Regions from separate parts of the Mus musculus genome. Here region 2 is linked to region 1. The links are chromatin contacts, found by Hi-C or POLR2A ChIA-PET in ENCODE. All regions are on one chromosome and are shown on one strand. The core of a region is the stretch at or near the end of the contact, and the rest is flanking DNA. Distances in the headings are between cores, read along the strand shown. Region 1 holds the start of C130036L24Rik (RIKEN cDNA C130036L24 gene). Region 2 has its middle 6.1 kb from the start of Gm32700.

Region 1 (4,133 bases), core at 1,010-3,509:
ATACATACACATCCAATCTCCTATTAGCTCTGTAACTGGCCAAGTTAACTCAATGCCAGTGGTTCTCAGCCTTCATAAGACTGTGACCCTTTAATACAGTTTCTCATGTGGTGGTGACCCCCAACCATAAAATGTTTTATTGCTACTTCATAACTAATTTTGCTGCTGTGAATTGCAATGTATGCAGGATATCTGATATATGACCCCTATAAAAGGGTATTGACCTCAAAGGGGTTGAGACCCACACGTTGAGAACTGCTGCTCTTTGCCCTCATGTCTGTGAGCAGCGATGCTTTTAGTCTATTTTGAATACATTTATTAATTTAAAATTTCTAAAGAGCTGAAATAGAACCTGGTACTTGGCTCTATTTGTATAATAACTGGACAGTTACTGATCTTGGTTTTGTGCATACCAGACAGGCACTAACATCCTCACACCACCTCTATCTTATTTTTTTGAGCAGGGTCACCTTTCATGGCTAGACAGGCTGGTTAGCAGATGCCAGGGATCCTCCTGTCCTTGCTCCCTGTAACCCCCAGTGCTGGAGTTGTTAGTTATATGCTGCCACCCCATGCTTTCTACAGGGATATTGGGGATCCAATATGATATGGTTATATTCAATTATAATTTGTATAAGCATCACACATGGATTAGGTGTTGATTCCACAGAAACACCAAATCCTGCAAGCTGTCCCTGCTGCTGGTGCACTCAAACTTCTGTTCACTCCAGTTAGCAAGTAATTTCCAACACTATCATATGCCAGGCAATGCTTTAGGTACCAAGAATAAAGCAGACAACAGTCTGTGCTGTCTGGGGAAGGGGCAAATGAACAATAAATGGCCAAGAAAAGTACTAGGCAGCTGATATCTGAGAGTGTAACTAACCTTGGGTGCAAGCAGAGGTCTCTTAGTGGCACTGTACACCAGAGGGCTGAGGATAGCCCATACAGATAGATTGGATTGACAAAGGAAGCCATGTCACCCAAGTCATTTCACACTCACAGCTCATCTTCTTGTCTCCTCCCGAATGCCTTTAGCTTGCTCTGCTTGGAAATATCTAGAGTCTTCCTCACACCACCCTTCCTACCTCTCTACCCAAGAGTCTCCCTTGGTTCCATAATATACAGTACAAGGTGTGACCGGTCTCGCTATAAAGACAATGCCCCCACACCACAACTCGGGTTCGCCATCTCCTGCCCTGACAAGAGCGCACTGGTGTGTAGCTGTGGCTGCCCTCCACCGCGTTGGGAAGGCCGTAGTAAGTAAGCATCACACAGTGACTATTTCTACTTATCTCCAAAGGCCCGAGTTCAGATAAAAAAACTTGGGGACTCAACACATCCCACTCGCATTAAAATCTCCCGAGGTTGAAGTCAGGTATGATGGCATATGACTTTAATCACAGCACTAGGGAGGCAGGGGGATCTCTGAGTTCAAGGCCAGCCTGGACTACAGCGTGAGTCCCAGGGCAGCCAGGAATACACAGAGAAAACCTGTCTCATAAAATAACATCTCCTAGGTCGGGCCAGGCGTGCCGATACAGGTCGAGGCTAACATGGTCTACATGTGTGCTCTAGGACAGTAAAGAATAAAGTCCTATCTCAACTCCGGACGAAAACTCCACAGGTCATTTCTAGTGGATGTTGTTAGCTGATGAAGGGCGCCTGTGTGCTATGCTTGGAACCAGTTGGTTGCAATCCATTTAAAGCAACGCCAGACAACTCTCTCGTTCCCCCCGCCATGGAGGGAACCTGTGAGCGTGGTCACAGGCGGGCCGAGTACTTCTCCCCACCACACCAGGAAGTCACCTCTCTGAACCTGGAGTTATACCTACCGCGAGAGGTCACCGACATTACATGGATCGCTTGTGCACTGCTCGTACACACACACACGCACAACTGCTTTTATTAGGAGCTCTCAGGAAAGCGGGGACTCGCATCATAGCCAAGAAGCCGTTCGCGACTCCGCGGAGAACAGGCCGAGGCCCGCTCATCAGCCCGAGGGAACCCTAGGCCTTCCGGCGTTCTTCAGCAGGACCACGCGGCGCGGGGGAAAGCACCGAGAAACGCCCAGACCACCTGAGCATCGCCGCCCATGCTGCCTCGGAACACCTGAGGGAATCCGGGCCACGCCGCCACCTACCCGCGCCTCACACACAAGCCGCGCCAAACTCGCCCGTCCCACTGCGCAGGCGTGGGGAGAGCCCGGCGCTCAGGAGCATTCAAAGGACCCGCACACTGACCAGTCAACGTCCGCCTGGGCCCAAACGAGTCCCGCCCTCAGGAGCAGACGTCAGGCCCCGCCCCTAAGAGCCCCGCCCTCGTCAAGCCTTAGGCCCGCCTCACGCTGCCCCGCGTTAAGGCTCGCGGTTGGCTCCGGGGACGGACGCGAGCTCTGGTTGGTGGAGCCGAAGTCACGAGGACCCCCTTCGTCGCCTTTCCAGAGGCGATTACTGGGCAGGCTCAGTCTTTTGCCTCAGACGCTAGCTGTAGCTGGCAGGCGGTTGTACGTGCTCCAGAGTCGTCGGTACCCGCTACTGCAGTCGCTTTCGTGTGGCTTCCGCTGAGCTCTTCCGAGCTGCTCGCTCTCCACACGCGCCGCCGCCGTAATCCGCCACCATGGTGAAGCTCGCAAAGGTAAGAGGCCTTGGCGCGCCGACGCGGACGACTAGGCCCCTGCTTTCGGAGGGACGCGCGCGCGCCCGCCCGTCCGTCGCGGAGGGGAGGAGGGCTTGCGCGCAATCCCGGGCGCGTTCGAGGGCGCCATGCTGGGGGGGAAAGTCTCGCGCGACTAGCGGGAGGTCTCGCGGTGCTTGCCCTCTGACTTAGGGGGATGAGAAGAGCGGAGGCAGGTTTCCGGGAGGGCGATATCGAGGGTTCGGATGTAGCGGGCGGGAGGGGACGGTGTGAGGAGAGATCGGAGGAGCTGAGAGCGGATAGGGGCACGGCGTGGGAAGAGAGGGCCAACCTTAGGCGGCGAGCGGTCCCGGGGCCCCGCCTCCCCGCGCACGTGCTCTGGTGCGCGGCCCGCCACGTGCTCTGCGGAGCCCCGCACGTGTCGCGCGACCCGGGGCAGTGGGGGAGTGTCTGTAGTACCCCGGAAAGGGGGACGGCAGCGTGGGGATGGATGGGTGGCCCGGCGATCTGCTGTCTCTGCCGGTGACCGGGATGGACACGTGGTGGACCCCTGAGGTGGCGGCGTGGTGACTCCACGTGGTGGGGCTGGAAGCGAGAGAAAGTGGGAAGCAGTTGGGTTACGTGGTGCTGCTTTAAGAGGTGATTTCGAGATACCCCCTTCCCCAGCAAATAACTTAAAGGGATCCCTTTAACTGGGTTTTTTTTTTTTTTTTTTTTTTTTTTTTGTGGAAGATGCCAGAAAATAGATGGCCACGACTAGGAGACTTTATAACCTGTGGCTGTTTCTTGGTGTAGAGTTCTGTCTGCTCAGTTATCTGTGAGAAGGAAAAAAAAATTATGCGCGGTTCGCAGAAAAAACTGCCAGGAGAATGCCATGCCTGGCCAAGAAGAAGTCTTTATGCTTGTGTCCTTTAGTAAGAAAAAGGTGGTGGCCAAAGGCAAAGTGACTGAAAATGCGTGCAATTTTTGTGTGCGTTTGTAGGCTGGCAAAACCCACGGTGAGGCCAAGAAAATGGCTCCTCCTCCAAAGGAGGTGGAAGAGGATAGTGAAGATGAAGAAATGTCAGAAGATGAAGATGACAGCAGTGGAGAAGAGGAGGTAAGAAGCTATTTGCAGCAATAAACCGGTGGAATTGAATGTCTGGAAGTCTTAGAAATACAGGATATGTAGTAAATGGTTGAATGGCAAGCCCCTTCCTCCCTCCCTCCCTCCCTCCCTCCCTCCCTCCCTCCCTCCCTTCCTTCCTTCCTTCCTTCCTTCCTTCCTTCCTTCTGCAAGACAGTCGGCAAAACAGGGGACAGAAACAGGCAGAATTTTGAGTTCCAGGCAAGCAGGGAGTAGTACATAGTGAAACCTTGTCTCAAGACCGTTGTTATGGTCATGCTCAATCAGATTTCTTAGAAAAGCTCAGGTGCTGAGTCCAGTTTTTTTTTTTTTAAAGTATTGAAAGCCATGTCTCCTTATTTCAGGGTTTAATGTTTATCTTTGTGTGTGC
Region 2 (4,133 bases), core at 568-3,067, 88 kb before region 1:
TTGTGCCACCACCAAAAGTTTTAACTTTCTTTATCATAATGATTTTTAAAGAGTTTTTGCAGGTCATGCTGGCACACACATTTACTCTTCTAACACTTGGGAGGCAGAGGCAAGTCCGGTCTACATTGGGACTTCAAGGCTAGCCAGAGCTACACCAAGATCCTGTACAGCACCCCCCCCCCCCAACAACAACAACAACAACAAAAGGACAGGTGGTAGTAGGGCATGTCTTTTAATCCCAGCACTCAGGAGGCAGAGGCAAACCAATTTCTGTGAGTTCGAGGCCAGTCTGGTCTACAGTGTGAGATCCAGGGCAGCCAGGGTACACAGAGAAATCCTGTCTTAAGAAAACAAAAAACAAACAAGCAAAGAGGACTGGAGAGATAGCCCAGTGGTTAGGAGTACTTTCTGCTCTTCCAGGGGACCAGGATTCAATTCCCAGCATCCACCTGGTGGCTCATTCCAGTCCCAGGTTATCCAACAGTGCTCAGACATACATGAAAGCCAGATACCCATAAAAATTAACTTAAGAAAAAGAATTTGAAAAGGGGGTTTAGGAGCTGGAGAGATGGCTCAGTGGTTAAGAGAGAGGTCCTGAGTTCAATTCCCAACAACTACGTGGTGGCTCTGTAATGGGATCTGATGCCCTCTTCTGGTATGTCTGAAGATGGCTACATAGTATGTATGTATGTTGTGTGTGTGTATATATATATATATATATATATATATATAATTTTTTTTTTTTAAGAATTTGAAGCCAGGCAGCCACCCAGCACTTGGGAGGCAGAAGCAGGCAGATTTCTGAGTTCGAGGCTAGCCTGGTCTACAGAGTGTGGTCCAGGACAGCCAGGGCTACACAGAGAAACCCTGTCTCAAAAAACAAAAACCAAGCCAAAAAAAAAAAAAAAAAAAAGAATTTGAAAAGAGATAAAGAGAGTTTGGGATGCGGCTCCGTGGCAGAATGTTTACCTAGCAAGCTTTAACATCCTAGGTTCAAAACCCAGCATGGAGGAAAAAAGAGTTTTCCCTTCCTTCTCTCCCCTCCCTCTCTCCCTCCTTCCTTTCCTTTCTTCTCTCCCTCCCTCCCTGGCATTCAGCATCATGAATCACTCCCCAGCTGCTAGAAGCCTGCAGAGGAGTGCATTAGCCCGTGAGCTGTGTCCTGTACTGAAGCCAGGGGCCCCAAGGAAATAGTGTAACCCAGTCGTCCTTCTAGAATGGCCTGCCAAGTCTCAGAGGATGAGTGAAACACCACCCTCGGCCTAGAGGTCAGATCAGAGCTGGGAGTCACCAAATCTCGAGGATTCAACAGAAAAGTGAGAGAATGAGGGTTTCACAGAATCTGGGACATTCTAGACTCTAGACAGGGGAAAGGGCAGTTGTATGCTCCCAACCTCCACTCCCCACATGTTCTGGGATATTTCTCTTCAACCTAAATGAGAAGGAAACATGGGTTCTGCCCAGAAGACCGGGAGAGCAAACTGGAGTGGAGGAACAAACACATATACAAGTTCCCTTGCCCTCGGGATGAGGCTCCCACCAGCCCCAGGGGAGAGACTGCAAGCTGAAGTAAACAAGTTCCAGAGAAGGAAGCAAAACTCCAGGCAGTCTTCCAGGAACCCTGTCAGACTTGAGAGGTGCCTGGAGGCCTTCTCCTCGCTGCCCAGATGCTGGGTGGGGGCTTTCCATTGGCGGATTTCAAGCGCCCTGGAAATTCTGAGTGGAGATAGCGGAGGCCCCAGGTGCAGAGCTGAGCCCGAGCAGAAAACCCTTCCGCGATGGAGCCAATGAGAATGCGCGGTGCAACCCTGGCCAAGTTCCAGGCTCCTCAGCTGGGGGCGCTGGGCAAGAGTTGTACCCCTTTCTTGGAAAAGGGGACTACCCAGAGAAATGAACACAGGGTTCACCGGGTTTGCCTATGATGGCCAGAAGTGGGGGCGGGGTGGGCTGTTTTCCATGGCAGTACTCCTTGAGGTCCTATTGGGTGGGACTATCAACAGTCACTGAACAGCCTATGTAATCAGCTCTAGATAGTGGGGGACAGCAGGGTTCAGGGTAATAAAGCCCAGTTGTATGTGCCCATAGGGCACTTGCTTTGTACCTTGTTGCAAAAGTCCTCCAAGGTTCAGATAAATCAGATGCTGAAATCTGTGATCACTGGCACAGGATTCCCCCCACCCCACCCCACCCCCAGTTCAGACATTTGACTGCAACATATAACGCTAGCCGACATTAACCATCACAGGCTGCTGAAGCTTCGGCTTAATCCCAGCACCCCATCCCCAAAGCCTCCGCTCAGGACAGGTAAGCCAAGTCAGCCGATGTCCTCTTTAGACGAGAATGTCAAGTTCAGGGGACATCACTAAATCAGATACCCCCACAACTTTGTGGCTTTTGCTCATATATATATATACATACATACATATATACATACATACATATAATATATATACATATACACACACATATATAATATATATATAAATACACACATATACACACACACACACACATATATATATATATATATAGTGTGTATGTGTAGGACTGGGGGGCTATGTTTTAAGTTTGTATATTTCCTAACACCTGCCTGAACTCACGGCAAGCATTCATTTCATAAACAGAGACCTTTGACGGCTGCTGTGGGTCCTGTTGAAAAATAAGGACAAGGAGGCCTGGTCTTGTGTGAAGAGGGTGGGTCCATATCTCTGGTGATGTCATCAGACTACTGGCCTCCAAGAAGCATGCTATTCTGTGTTGTCCGCATCTTACACCTAACAGGAGACCTGGCACTTAGTCAGTAGGCAGTAGGAACATAGTGGGAAATGACTAGCCTTATGATTGACAACTGGGAATTCAAAGACGAAGTGGTTGAACTCTCGTTCCAGGAGGAACCAGTGCCCTCTTGTGACCTCCACAGGTTCCAGGCATGCATATGGTACGGTACACATATGTACATGCAGGCAAAACACCCATATACATAAAATAAACATACCTATAAATAAATAGGAGAGGAAAGATCTGGGCTAGGTATTTTGCAAGGCTACAAAGTATGGCCAAGGCTGAGGTCCTAGCTAAAGATCCACTAGAGAGCTGGGTGGTAGCACCTGCCTTTAATCCCAGCACTGGAAGGTAGAGTAAAGGCAGGTGGATATCTACGAACCTGGTCTACAGCTAGTTCCTGGACAGTCAAGGCTACAAAAAGAAAACCTGTCTCGAAATAACAATAAAAGATCCTCTGGGGAAAGAAAAGTTTCTAATCTCAGGACTGTAGGCAGAATTTAGTACAGGCTTTTAGGCTTTTGTTTGCTTTCTTCCCCCCAAGCCCTGACCTCCTTTGGTTTGTTTGAGACAGGGTCTTTCTCCATAGCTCTGGCTTTTCTGGCACTCACTATGTAGAACAGGCTGGCTTTAAACACAGAAATCCATCTGCCTCTGCCTCCCGAGTGCTGGGATCAAGGGAGTGTCACCACGCCCAGCTCCTGTGAGCCACCTTCCAAACCCTGGACCCTGGGCCAGTTTCCTGTCTGGTGGTAGCTGGACCTTTATTAACATGACTACATTTTGTTCAAAGACCAAGCCTCACGTCTCTGTCCTCGATCTCACTCTGTAGCCAAGGATGACCCTGCACTGTTGAATTTGCTTTGTCTTCCCAAGTGCTGCGATTGTGCGTCTTTGCCACACTGGCTCTCTAGCTGGTGTTCTGGTGTCTTTGCCACAGGGCCTTCAGCACACACGAGCAGCTTGTTCTTTTAACACAAGCAGGGACGAAGGTAGCCTAGCAAAACTGTCCTCACAGTCTAGTAAGTGACACAATCACCTTTGCAGTATTCTTTTTTTTTTTTTTTTTTTTTTTTTTTTTTTTTTTCCTGAGACAGGGTTTCTCTGTGTAGCCCTGGCTGTCCTGGAACTCACTTTGTAGACCAGGCTGGCCTCGAACTCAGAAATCTGCCTGCCTCTGCCTCCCGAGTGCTGGGATTAAAGGCGTGCTATACCACTGCCGGGCATCTTTGCAGTATTCTTATTAGTTGGCAAGTCACAGGCACTCCCTTTTGTATAGGAGGCTATACAAAAGCCTGAAGAGACCCATAAGTATAAAGAGACGAAATAGGACCGGATCCACACTACAGCTG

What was found. A loop is a pair of places that touch in the nucleus more often than their neighbours do. ChIA-PET counts read pairs that join two places held with the same protein, here RNA polymerase II (POLR2A).
Region 2: POLR2A ChIA-PET joins it to region 1 with 10 read pairs in embryonic stem cell. The contact joins the enhancer-like site here to the promoter of C130036L24Rik in region 1. A Hi-C loop is called at or near these places in 1 of 37 maps with a recorded cell type or tissue (regulatory T cell). POLR2A ChIA-PET finds 5 or more read pairs at or near these places in 4 of 5 experiments (Patski and embryonic stem cell).

Annotation. Positions count from the first base shown.
Region 1 is chr1:86,357,710-86,361,842 of GRCm38, reverse strand. C130036L24Rik (RIKEN cDNA C130036L24 gene) reads right to left here and starts at 2,259. Exons shown (of 2, transcript NR_015507.3): 1 at 1,836-2,259. Ncl (nucleolin) reads left to right here and starts at 2,388. Exons shown (of 14, transcript NM_010880.3): 1 at 2,388-2,637; 2 at 3,620-3,736. The coding sequence starts at 2,620.
Region 2 is chr1:86,445,526-86,449,658 of GRCm38, reverse strand. No RefSeq gene overlaps it. Among named protein-coding and RNA genes, the nearest start is that of Gm32700, 6.1 kb to the right of the region's middle. Within about 2 kb of position 1,817, at least 2 of the 3 ENCODE cell types and tissues checked have a DNase peak (open chromatin) inside an H3K27ac peak, as active enhancers do.